Linked DNA regions of Mus musculus: region 1 is linked to region 2. A link is a loop called in an ENCODE intact Hi-C map of the cell type or tissue named here. Cell type or tissue: gastrocnemius. All regions are shown on one strand. Links, peaks and the distances in the headings refer to the core of each region. The heading gives the core; the rest is flanking DNA.

Region 1 (8,234 bases), core at 1,587-6,586, 60 kb after region 2:
ACCTATGATTCTGGTGTTTTAATAGACTGTGCTAACATGGAGACAAGAGCTAAGGGCATCTGTGCACTGCGGTGCACCTGCAGCACAGATCAGGCAACAAGCAGTCTTCCTCGGGTCTCCTAATCCACTGACCTGATAGATCGATGCTATTTCCTATGGAGTCAGGGAGATGGTTCTGTGTGTAGAGTGCTTGCTATGCAAGCCTGGAGACTTTGGATTGAATCCCCAACATCCATGTAAGAGTCAAGGATGGCCATGTGTATGTGTAACCCTGTAGTGAGAATCTTGGTTTCTTTGAAAATCACAGAAATATTATGGGAATATGTTTTTTAAATCCCAGGTATGGGATATGGGGCTGCTTCAGATTGTCCACAGCAGGTGACTATGACTTGCCTCGAGCTCCAGCAAAGGCATAATTTTGCCAGCTGCAAAGAGTTTCTGCGATTGTGTGACATTTGGAATGCTGGGGAATTTTCAGAGAGTCTATAAATGCTAGGGCCCTGAGAAGTAGGATGGGCTGTTGGTTGGTTGGTGTTGGTTGCAGTTTGTTAAGTAGTCATGTGCAATGAAACCAGAAGAAATTAGATATCCTGACAGTGAAGATCAAACTTGCCCCTGGAACTTGATTCCTCTAATCAGCAGGAAGCAGTTATTAGATAACATCTCCCCCTTCTCTTCTATCCTTTTTTCTCTCCTATCTAGTGTTAGGGACTTGTAATGGTGGAAGAAAAGTGGCGGAGAAGAGTGAAAGAAAGAAGAACCCACAAAGTAGTAAAAAGTGCTACATAACCTCAGTGTTGGTGGGCAGAGACAGGCGGGTCTCAGCTTCCTGCTGACCAGTAAGCTTAGTTAAAATGGGCGGCTTCAGGTCCAACGAGAGACTTTATCTCAAGGGAATATAGTGAAGAGTCATGGAGAAAGGCACCTGAAATTCTCCTCTGCCCCCTCACAGGTGTGGTGGGTGTGGTGTGGTGTGGTGTGGTGTGGTGTGTGTGTGTGTGTGTGTGTGTGTGTGTGTGTGAGAGAGAGAGAGAGAGAGAGAGAGAGAGAGAGAGACACAGAGACAGAGACAGAGACAGAGAGACAGAGAGACAGAGACAGAGAGACAGACAGAGACAGAGACAGAGAGAGACACACATAGGGAGAGACAGAGAGACAGAGAGGCAGAGAGAGACAGAGACAGAGAGAGAGAGAGAAGGGGGTATACCTCACTTACATAACACCTTTGAAAGCAACGATTATAAATTCTTTTACAAAATGAAGTGTAAATTCCAAAAGCTAAATCTGACAACTAGGGCAATTTTTCATTTTTTTTTTCTAATTCAATACTGTCTTAATTTTTATCAATGCAGTGTATTTTGGTCTTGCAAGCAGGTAAGCATTTTAAAACTAGGACAGTTATTGAGCAGCTGGGTAAAAAGTCACTCTAGGAATCTCACAGAACTGCGCTTTGACTCTTACTCCCTGGTATTGTTTGTGCACCACGACAGTGTTATGATTACACAAAGGCGTAAACCCTAAGTCCCTTATTTGACCCTAATGAAGCCTATGTTTCTTTCTTTGTTAATTTTCCATGCTAAGTTTCGATGCTTTGCATGTGTACAATCAGTGGTCTTGTCAGCTCTGTGACATGTGAATCCCAGAGCCACTGGTACCAGTGAGACTTTTTTGACGTCCTCCTCCTCCTTCTGGGTCTCTGTCTCACTGCACCTCAGGCAGGACCTGAGACGAGGCTTGTTCTTGTCTAGGCAGGTGGAAGATGTAGCCATAAGATCATTGACCACCACTGGTGCCTACACAGTGATCAACCTTCTAAACGCTTAACCACGTAAAGCCAAGCTTATTCGTCTTCAAGTCTCCGTCCTCCAAATAGAGGGGGGAAACGGCAACATGTACTGAATTTAGGTGTCGAGTAGTTATACTCACGACCTCCGCTCACTGACACATTTATTATCAAAGGAAGAGAGCTTGGGGGAAATTAAGAAACTATTTGGAAAAAACATCAACTAACAGTTTACAATAGAGGTGCGGTTTGAGTCCACTGGATCCCAGGGCTCTGAGGTATTAACCGTGAAGCCAGTAAAAATTAGAATCATATTCAGCCGCAAACATTTGTTCATGTTGGGCAGGACATGAAGGTGACAACAACAGCAATATTCTCGATTGGCCTATAAGGGAAGCACAGATTCAGAATATAAGATAGGAGCTAACCTTTAGAAATGAGATCAGAAGAGTTTTGAGAGCTGACTAAGGGGAGATAGTTCAACTTTGGAATCAGCCAATGAGAGAGCTGCACCTTGGGTGGCTGATGAGACCAGCCAATCAGTAACTGAGAAAGGAGGATTAATCACCAGAACTGACCAATCACGAACACTCTCAGGCAAACCTGTGGCTCCTTGGAGAAGTAATCTGACTTCGTAGTGGCAAATGGCCCACTCTGTGGCCTGACTGGCGCCAGGGTTCCAGGAATCATCAGTCCTGAGACCATTCCTGTGCCAGCGGTAAGTGCCGGGACGCCTTTGCTCATAGATCAGCCATGAGGTCAACGGTTCGTGTGACTCACTTTGTGAAAATGTGGCGACAGTGTCAGACCTTACTATTTCTCTGGAAGCATTTAAATTGATTTTTCCGGCTGGTTAAATGGTCCCTTTGTTTTTAGACAGGGGCTTAGAATGCAGGAATAACAGGTCCAAACACAGTACCAGGTAACGCAGCCCCAGGGACCAGTACTTTGACACCATGGCTAGAAGTCACTGCTATGACCAGCATTGCCGATACTCACTGCCTGAGACAGCCCTGCTGACTGACAGTCTTGGAGAACATCACTAGCAAGAGACAAGACAAATAGAACCTTTAAAATGTCAAGAAATCATGTTTCCAGGACCCTCAAGCCGCATGACATTTCTCTTACAGAAAGAAACTTCAGAAGGATAGTTAGTATGTGTGGAGAGTCTCCAGGGAAAAGAAACGTCCTATCAACTGTGTTCCTTTCAGCTTACCTTCTAGTCTAGTCTCAATTATTTCCTACTGCTGCCAGTATGTGCCACCCCTGCCCAGCCCTGCTCTGCCCATTCACACAGCTGTCAATGTGTAGATGTGCCATTTTGATTTTGATCACACTGAATCATGAGCCAAGACAAGGCTCGCCTGCTGGCTGTCGGCTCAGATGAACGGCCAAGGAGGTGGAAACATGTTGTAGGAAGAGCGAGATAAGGCTGCAGGAAGGGCTGTGTGTTCTTGGGTTCTAGCAATAGGTGTGCTGTTGGTTCTTCTAGAACTTGTGAGAAGGAGACAGGATGCTTCCCAGGAGTGTCCAACTGAGAGATGGCTGGAATCTTTACCTGCTGCCTCCTCTCCCTCCTTGTTGTTTCTGGGGAAGCTAGATGTCTTCTGATTCAAGGCAGATATAGCATGCTGTATTCAAGCTCTCTACAGGACCGAGAAAAAAAAAATAAAACACCCTTTCATTGGAACCTGGAGAGACTGACTCCTGCTGGAGGCGGGGCTTTGAGGATGAGTCTGTGTTTGTCAGCTTTCCGTTACTGTAACAACTGATAATGAAAGTAGGAAGAAGAAAGGTTTCCCTTGGTTCAATTTTAGTTTTGGCCGATGGTGAGTTGTTGCTGTTGTATTCCACACTTCTGCATGCGATGCACTGGAGAAAAGAACTATTGATGGGTTGGAGAGATGGATCCGTGGTTAAGGGCAGCAGCTACTTTTCCAGAGGACCTGAGTAGTTCAGTTCTCAGCACCCACACAGCAGCTCACAGCCATCTGTAACTGCAGCCCCAGGGTATCTGAAACCCTCTTCTGGCCTTTGAAGGTACCAGGCATATACAAGGTACACAGACATACATGCAGGCAAAACACCCACATGCATACATTTAAATAAATAAAATAATTTAAGAGGTATAAAGAAAAGCAGTCTGAGTGATGTATACAAGGTCTAAGTACTAAAATAATAGAGCTATGTGGGAAATGTCAATCTTTGAAGAACTCTCAAGAGATAATGTGATGCAGACTCTCTGACATCCACTATGTCATGAGTCTGAGTTTCCATACTGTTGGGGGAAGCATTCAGAGTACTATAATGGGCAAAGCCAAGATCCATGGAAGGGTAGCCCTTGGCCCCGAAGTGTGGCAATGTGTGTGCTAGCTACGTGAGGCATTTGAAAACCTACTTACTGCTCTTATTTTAATTGTCCTGGACATTTCATTCCTGGAACTCTTCAAATTTCTCCTCCAAAAGGACTAGAAATGTGACTTTTTCAATCTGGGTTAAAGGTCACATAGCCAAAAAAAAAAATCATCTTCCCCAATCCTTTCTGCCCCAAATGTCTAAGGATAGATGGAAGCCCCAACATAGACTTTTCCAATATGCACATAGAAGTGTACAAAGGACCAACTGTCTGCAAGAAGATGTCTTCAAGAAGAGCACAGGCCAGCCAAGACTACAGAGGGAAGCCAGATCTCTGAAGCAATTCCTGTCATCATAACCTCGGGCAGGTGTCTCCTGATCTAGGTTCTTGTTTCCTTCTCTTTACGGTGAGGGGTTCAGATGGGATGTGCTGGGGGTCTGTGAAAGCCACCTCTGAGGGCTTAGGCAGAGGTCTCTAGACAGCAGGGATTTTTCTGAGCCTCGCCATCAAGTCCCTGGCTTGGCTAGAGGCTCCTGCAGGGCAGGATCACATTGCCCCAGATTCCAAGACTGGCTGTAGCACAGACCTGGGATCGGGTGACAGATCCTTCCAGCCTGGACTGGCTCAACCCTTCTGCTACAGCAGCAGCCATGGGGGCTGGAAAACCAGAGCTAATGCAAGCCAGCTGGGGGCCAGGACAAGATTGATGGGGGACAGGGAAAGGTTTGGCCAAGGTGTGCATGGAGGGGTGTGTGTGTGGAGGGAGCAGTAAGGAGGGGGAGGGAATAATTAGTCTTGCCTGCTTCCCAGGCGTTCCCCATGCCTCATTAATTGGGAACCCCCAGTGGGGAATGTCTGCTCATGACCCAGAGAAGGAAGGGCTTGTTAGGAGTTAATTAGTAGTGAAAACTGCCAATCGAGGAAGGCGTTTAAACTATTAAGTGGTTGAACACCTGTTTATCTACAAACAACTGATATATCCATTATCTGTTCATCAAAGCAGATCGCCAATGATAGTGATTTGAAGACTCAGTGATCTCGAGGGTCATTCGGGAGCTGTGCTTTCTATCAGTGTCCAACATAGTGATCCTGCTTGGTCAGCCAGGGGTGACAGCCACTGCCCTAAACCTTCCACTAGCCCATGCCTTGGCATGAGCTCAGTGTCTACATCTGTCAGCAGGCAACAGGTCCTACCTCTGCCGGCCTTTCTCAGAGCATTTGGCATTTACGACACAGCAGGCACATTGCTAGGCTCCCAGGGTGCCATGTTTCTTTTAGTCCTTGCTACAGAAGATGTCAGGATCCCTGATCTATAACAGATAATATATGGATCTATAACAGATAATGGATCTCAGAGACAGAAGGAAACTTATGAGATCTAATGGAAGTAGGAGGTGGCTAAGATTATATTTGATCCCAGACATTTTGACATCAGACTCCAATTCCTTTTAAACAGATTCAACCTTTTAAACAATCCTTATACCTGTCCTGTAATTTGGGTGATTAAGCCTTAGATATGTTTTGAGGATAGTCACAGTACAATTCAAGATATTATCCATTATAAAGACAGAAAAACCAAGTCCCACAAAGGGGCCACTAATTAATGAGGTTCTCATGCCTAGCTCATTTTCAACTAGATAAAACTATCACCTGAGGGAGTGGACTGAAAGAAAGAAGAAAAATGAGCTCCAATACTGGTTATTAATGGATGTACTCTGCTTTTCAAAAGGTGTACTGATTTCTGGTCCCAGTCATACCATTGATGCTAAGTGGGCCCAACACAAGGCATTGAACTTGTGCAGGCCTTAGCTACCCCATCTGTCAAATGGAAGTACTGGTTTTCTAGTCTATGTCCGCCCTGTGAGTGGAGAGGGAATGAGGAAAGGACACTGTTGTGATATAAGAGGTGGCACCTACTGGTGGAGATAAGATCCTTTGCACAACTCAACAGCCACACAAGTCTCCATAAAAGTGCCCCACTGGGTCTGAGCTACAGAACCCATCTCAGGATTGAAGAAAACAAAACACTTTCTAATGTTCTCTAGGGAAGTGGTAAGATGGTTGACCAGATGGCCCTCCAGGCCTTCCTGTGACACATGGACTTGACCTTAAAGGCAAGATAAGTCTTATAGCCCTACCCCTCAGACCAAAGTCAGCCACTTCTATAACTGCACTAGTCTAAGAGCCCCACCCAGATGCCCGCCTAGTTCCCTTCCGGCCTTGGTGGAGACAGGAGCCTTCCCCCCCAACCCCCCGCCTTCTGCTCACTCCTCGGCTGCCAGCCCAGCAGCTGTTGCCTCAGATCAGTGTGGACCATCTAATCCCCTCTCCAGAGCCCTGGCCCCCTCCTCAGGCAGTAAATTAAGGAGGATGTAAGAACAGAGGGCACCAACGTCAGCAGAGCGGCATCCAAAACATCCTCCCCCACCCCGCCTGAGTCACAGGGCCCTGAATTGGCCTCTCTGCACCCAAGTTGAGGGAGGCGGCGGCAGGGACAACCAGACTGAAGAGAAGAAGGAAGCAAGAAACCAGAGACAGAAAAGGGCAAAGGCTTACAGAAAGGAGCCAGACTAGATTCTTGGAGGGGGTGGGGGTGTTCTTGCTCTTTCCTCTTCCCTATGACTCTGTTGTGAGTCCCCAAATCCCTACACCAGAGTTACTGTAGGGTTGTGAGCCCAGACATGAGATTGTTTGTCATGCTCTGAGTCTATATTCCCATCTCTTTCACACACAACACCTATTCCTGACTCGGTGATGCTGATTCTGCATTGGAATGTTAGATCATTCAGTGATTGAGGCTAGGAATCTTCACTCCAAGGTCTGTCCCAGTCCCTTTGTTGAAGTGATGTGTCAGAGGACCCCGAGGGCACAAAATTACATGGCTCATGTGAACTTCGTAAATGTCTATCATTCTGTGACCATCCAAGACTCCAGGTGCAGACACTGATACTCATTTCAGGAACTTCCTGAACTGACTCTGGTCTATCAACAAATCAGAAATGGAGAGAGAGGACTAACTGCAGTTGGTATGGTATCCATAGGTATGATGAATGAAGATGAAGAACAACGTGGAGATGCTGCCTAGTTCTTTAGTGATGCTGCCTGTGTTTCCTGATAATTGAACATTAGGTTTCTTACCTCTTCAGCCCACAGTCATCCCAGAGCCTCAGATGCCAAGTCCACAAAGCCAATATCACCTTTTAGACTTGACCGAGAAAGTAGGATGAGACTCGTTCCTTAGAAATGGGGTGAAAATGTTCCATAGACATAAAATGGATCTGCTCAGAGGGAAGGATGAATAATCCTGTATGTAAAAATAGCTGTGCTCAGACTTCTTTAAATACCATGTATAGCTGGAGACTGCTACAGTTCTATATTCTGTCCAGATCACTCAACAAAACTCCAGACTTGTGTTTGTCAATCTACCGGAAGTCATGGCATGGACATTCAGCAGATCTGTCAACCTAACCCACCAACCTCACCCCCAGACTTGCTCCACACACTGTTCTCATCTCTATTTTCAGGGAAACACCATCATTCACACTGTTTGGGCAAGCCCTCAATGCTGTATTCACATCCTTTTTGTATCCTCTTGTCTGTTTCCACCATACCCAAGTTTGTCATGAGAGCCTATTAACTGTACTCCATTCAGATGCTAGCTGCTTTCTCTGTCACTGTTAACCACCATAAACCAAATTGCAGTTACCTCTCGTTTGAAATGTTTGCAGTGCAAATCCTCTCCAGGAGCTCTCTGTCTTTCACCCTTGGCCCCACAGTCCTGTCCCAACTATCCTCAGTATGGGAGTACATTTCTCCAAAATGTTCACTAGGTCATGTATATCTTCTGCTCTAATTCTTGGATATTCCCCATCATCGAAGAAAAGGCCAAGGCCCTGGCAAAGCCTCCGAGACTGTTCTCAAGCTTGTTTCGTTACTACTTGGCCTCATCTCCCCCTGCAGAGCTCCAGGTATACCTCCTCACTGTACATCAAACATTACAAATGCCATCTTGCCATAGAACCTTTGTTGTCTTGGTTTCCTCTGCCCAGAATGCTCTTCTGCCAGATACCTACATTCCCAATTTCTCAATGGCTT
Region 2 (5,000 bases), core at 1-5,000:
CTACCAGTGAGCATCTTTTATGTTGTGCTGTCACAAGAAAAGAGACAGACTTGGCATACAGAATCCTCTGAACTTCCTAGGTTGATGTCACTTGGTTTTACTCAAACTGCCTGACGGACACATGTGGCTGCAGCCGGGGTGGCGACTGTGAGTGCTTCTGTGCCAGTGTAGCTGCCTATGCCCATCAGTGTTGTCAGCACGGGGTGGTCATTGACTGGCGGACACCCCGCATCTGCCGTGAGTGTTCCAGACGGTTGCAGGGGTCCCACAATAGGGATGCATACAATCCCTATGGTGTATATTCCTGTGTTGCAATCCATGAGCCAGAGAGAGAGAGAGAGCCAGAGAGAGAGACAGAGACAGAGACAGAGACAGAGAGACAGAGAGACCAGAGAGCTGCACACCATGCCCAAGGTCACTCAGGATAGTAGGGTTGCTGGTTATCCATGAAGAGGCTGGTGCAGGCCTGTGTTAACCTCATTGCTAGGAGAGTCAGTGAGAAACCCTGGACTCCAAACTGGCTTTGCACGTTGTGTGACCTCAAGCAAGCTGCCTGACTTCTCTGAGGCTCAGTTTTTATCATCTGGAAACTAGGAATCAACTGGTCCTTATTCACTTACTGCAAGCTCAAACAGGATAAAGGACCAAAGAAGTTCTCCATCAGTCGAGCTGTGGAGAGAGGCCCTGCTTACTCAAAACAGGGGTCTGTGGATGCCTCCATGAGATGAAAATATGTATGCACATGCACACACACACACATACTATATATATGTATGTGTATATATTTGTATATGTACATATGCATATACTATACGGAGTATAGATGTATATCATAAAACATACAGAATAAGTAAAGGGAGAAATAGAATATGAAGAAGATTAAATTAATTGGTCAGTTCCCTTAGATTCCAGTATCCCATAGAGGGATTTCCTGATCTCACTTTGGAGTCAGTGGCCAGGGCCCAAGTTCAAAAAGAGAAGACGATCTGGTCCAGATGCCAGTTCTGCCAGGCTGAGGCCTGGGTTCATTCCCTTCTGCATAGCACAGGAGGAAAGCTAAGTCCCCATCTCGCAGATGCTGAGAACATTCAATGATGCAAAGCTCACAGTTCTGGCTTGGTGCTGTGCAACACTGTTAGTAGACACAGGGGTGTTGGCTCCAGGCAGGAGGACCTCATGAAGAAGGTGGAGGAATATCTTCCCTTGGCCTCATTTTTTCTACCTGCTGCCCCTGAGACCCTTCAGCATAGATGCTGGATCCTGGTGGGGTCTCCTCTCTCCTTGCCTCTGATAACCACCCTTCAGGGTGGAGAGGGATACACATGTTTCTGGAGGATCTACCATGAGAATCGACATGTGTGCTGTCTCGTAATAATCAGGACGACGAGGCTGAAGCACCTGCCAGGGCTGTGCACTTACAGGGATGCCAGTAAACCCAGGGATCCAACTCAATAGCATTTTAATGCAGTATCCTTAAAAATTAAAAACTGCCGCAAAAACAGTGCTAGTGAATGAATATCAAAGATGCTCCCAGCACTCGGGAGGCAGACACAGGAGGATCTCTGTGAGTTCTAGGCTAGTCTGGTCTACAGAGTGAGTTGCAGCACAGCCAGGGCTACACAAAGAAAAACAAAACAAAAGGTCTGTATTATCAGTTTCCCCTGTGTCTACGCTCCATGACAACCCAGTGGGAATCCCATTACTCATGATTTTAATGTTTTGATATGTGTTTATTATGAACCTTTTGTGTTCATTTTGATTGTTTAGAATGTCCCATTAAAGCGGAATTAGATATTAATCTAAACAAAACAGAAATAATTTCTCCAAAGATAAATAAGGAATTTAGTAAATATTAAAATATCATAATGGGGATACGTGTTCCATACTGGGCTATGAGCTTATGAGAAAGGAGGAGGGGAAAAGTGAGAAATATTATACAAGATATCTTTAGATCAGTACTCCTGGGCCAGTGAGATGGCTCAGCAGGCAAAGGCTCTTGCTGCCAACAGTGACAACCGAAGTTTGTCCCAGGACCCACATGATGGAAGGAGTTGTTCTCTGACCTCCACAGCCACATGCAGGTCATGGTACATGCATCCCCCTGCCACACACACAATACATGAGTAGGAAAAGCCCTTTGCTGACACAGTAAAATAAGTGGTGTTCAGATCAAGAGCAAGTAGTTTAAATCCAAGGTTGGACAGATAGGGGACAGACGTCTTTGCAAAAGTGATCTTGCATCGGTGTGTAGCCATTAGACTGGTTGGCCCCAGAGATCCATTTGCTTCTGTGTCCCCAACACTGGCTAGAACTCGCTCCTTGTGTGGGTACCCAACAGAGTCATACCCCCAGCCCTATCTTAGAGGTTTATGGTTCAACTCTCAGGGTCTACACGGAGGACAAACATGTTTTTGCCCGTAGCCTCATGAAAGCCAGCCCCTTACTCTTTTTGTTTAAGCTTTTTGAGACAGGGTCTCTCTATTTCGCCCTGGCTGTCCTGGAGCTTATTACATAAACCAGGATGGCCCCCAACCCACAGGGATCCTCCTGTCTCTGCCTCCCAAGTGCTGGGATTAAAAGCATGTATACTATGCCTGGCTCTATCTCCTGGTCCTTAATGACCTTGCAAGAAGGAAAGAGGGCACAGGCAAATGTGTTGATTGTGAGTTTAGGGTATGAAGAGGAGTTGGTGACTTTTTTCACACCACACCCCTGTGTGTGAGGCAAATCCGTCCTCAGTGTTTACCTCAGGTGCACCCAGCTGGTCCCTCGTAACTTTGCGTGTTCTTGGTTGGCATAGTCTGACAAGGTCAGCTCAGCTCCCCCATTGTGGGCTGAAGAATCAGTAAGAGAGGCTACAGAATAGATGCAGACTTCCACTAGAGGGCGCAATGGGTCCATACTTTACCTCCTAAGAGATCTTTGGTGGGGCCAAAGCAGGTTTTGGAGACGCCTGGGGTCCTGAAGGCCCTTTGTCCCCTTCCATCCAAGGCTGAGCAACTTCAGTTTCATGTTTGCATTGATTCTTTGGTGGCTCTTCTGCAACATATCCAACCAGAGCTTCTACACTCGAGTTCTGTTATTGTCTTTGAGACAGGGTCTCTAGTCCAGGCTTACTTCAAACTCCCTATATAGCCAAGGATGACCCTGAACTTGATATTTCTGCCTCCACCTCTTAAGTTCTTGGATGACAGATGTGCACCACCACACCATAAAAACACAATGCTGGAGATTGAGCCCAGCACCTTGTATAAGCTAGGCAAGCACTCTACCTATCTGTTCTATGAGTGAGGGCTACACCTTACTCATAGCCCTTCATTCTAATCTTGACATTTATGGCCACACATAACACACTCTTTTGTCCAACATTCATTCATTCATTCATTCATTCATTCATTCATCTCACTGGTAACTGCTAATCCAAGCAGGCTTTGAGCCTTGAACTTGGGTATGGGGAGAGGCCATTGTATTTCCTCCCCTTAAGGCATATGGATGTCTGGGCAGTGGTGGTGCACGCCTTTAATCCCAGCCCTGGGGAGGCAGAGGCAGGTAGAACTCTGAGTTCCAGACCAGCCTGGTCTACAGAGTGAGTTCCAGTACAGTCGGGACTACACAGAGAAACCCTGTCTCAACAAAACAAAACAAAACAAAACAAAACAAAACAAAACAAAACAAAACAAACAACTCCTCCCCTGAAACAAAAGAGACAAGTTTTCCAAGGCCATCCCTCAGTCTTAGAGTTTTGGAAATGGGCCAGACCCAGTTTTTGATTAAGGGCAGAGGTTGGGTGTGAGTGCCCTACTCATGGGAAATCTCCCTTCTTTCTTCTTTAGCATATGACTGTGACTTCTTCAACAAAGGTAAGCCAATTTCCTCCCAGGTAGAGCCTCAGGGGCTCTGCCCTTGGGCCACATCAGTGCTGAATTCAACACAAGCTGCTGGCCCTGGAGAAGGTGTGATATGTCAATGGAAGGGGGTGTGTTTTGTAAAGTCTTGATGGTGAGGGCTCAGAGGTGTCCAGGACCTGTATCCACAGTTACTCTAGTGTCCCTGTGAGGTCCAGGGCAGGAACCTTTTCAGGGGTTCCATCATTCAGGGCAAATCTGGCAGGCAGCAGACACCCATCTCTATCAGTGGGCTCAGCCCGCAGCCTTCCTAATTGGGCCCAACAAGCTCACGGAATTTACCCAGAGTTCTCAGAAGACCTGAGTTGTCAAAAGCAGGTGTAAACTGCTTTCCCTAAGGACGGTTGCTGAAAACCTAGACAGGTCTTCAAGTGCTCAAGGGTTCAGGAATATATATACACTAATATCTAGATTAGTAATGAATATAAAAATACAAGTCATTGCTAGGGTCCAAGGGAGATTTAATGTCCAGTATTAGAGCCATTCAATCAATTCGATCAGAGGTTGAATAGACTGTGGCAGGATGGCTGCCAGAATTTCTTAGCATCAAGCTTCGTCCACTTGGGTCATGGTGGTGTCCTGGAGGCACTCAGTGCCTCTAGCCCTTCCAAGCCCCTAGATCTCCTTCCAGCAACAGCCTGCAGGAGCTGGTCTGTGACAGTGTGGGCACAGGCGTCATGCACATTTTGGTGCAAGTTTGGGCTTAAGAAGCATCTTTCCAGGCAAGACTATTGAAGAGGGGACAAAAAAGGAATAAGAAGAACATGATTGCTGCTAGGTATTGTGGAACAGAAAGTTTATTGTAGACAGGAAATATCAGACTCCATAGTGAACCTGACCCTGAGCCAGGCCATGCAAGAAGAATAGGGAAGGGGAGCCAAGAGGTCAGGAGGCAGAGGCCAAAGGGTAAAAGGATAAAAAACAAACAAACAAACAAACAAACAAACAAACAAGAAAACAGTAACCAAAATGGCTGGATTATACAGGGCAGAGCAGCTTTGGGGTATGCCTGCCAGGAGAACCCTGTAACAGGTAGAAACTGAGGGATGCTGGGAGAGCCTGGCAGCCAGCATCATACATTAATAGCCATGTGTC

What was found. Peaks named below come from ENCODE experiments on the same cell type or tissue, not always from the same donor. Only the 100,000 strongest peaks of a DNase experiment are listed, where the experiment ranks them.
Region 1: a loop joins it to region 2, with 4 times the contacts of the local background. A loop is called at or near these places in 2 of 42 quality-filtered maps.

The regions. Positions count from the first base shown.
Region 1 is chr7:46,335,212-46,343,445 of GRCm38, forward strand. No RefSeq gene overlaps it. Among named protein-coding and RNA genes, the nearest start is that of Gm45923, 32 kb to the right of the region's middle. In gastrocnemius, for the core only: no CTCF peak of the experiment used is centred there; a DNase peak (open chromatin) is centred at 6,432; H3K4me3 peaks cover 558 bases; H3K27ac peaks cover 4,884 bases.
Region 2 is chr7:46,277,271-46,282,270 of GRCm38, forward strand. It overlaps Otog (otogelin), which reads left to right. Exons shown (of 56, transcript NM_013624.2): 30 at 81-237; 31 at 3,834-3,860. Among named protein-coding and RNA genes, the nearest start is that of Otog, 39 kb to the left of the region's middle. In gastrocnemius, for the core only: a CTCF peak has its summit at 2,871 (motif pointing right); a DNase peak (open chromatin) is centred at 2,890.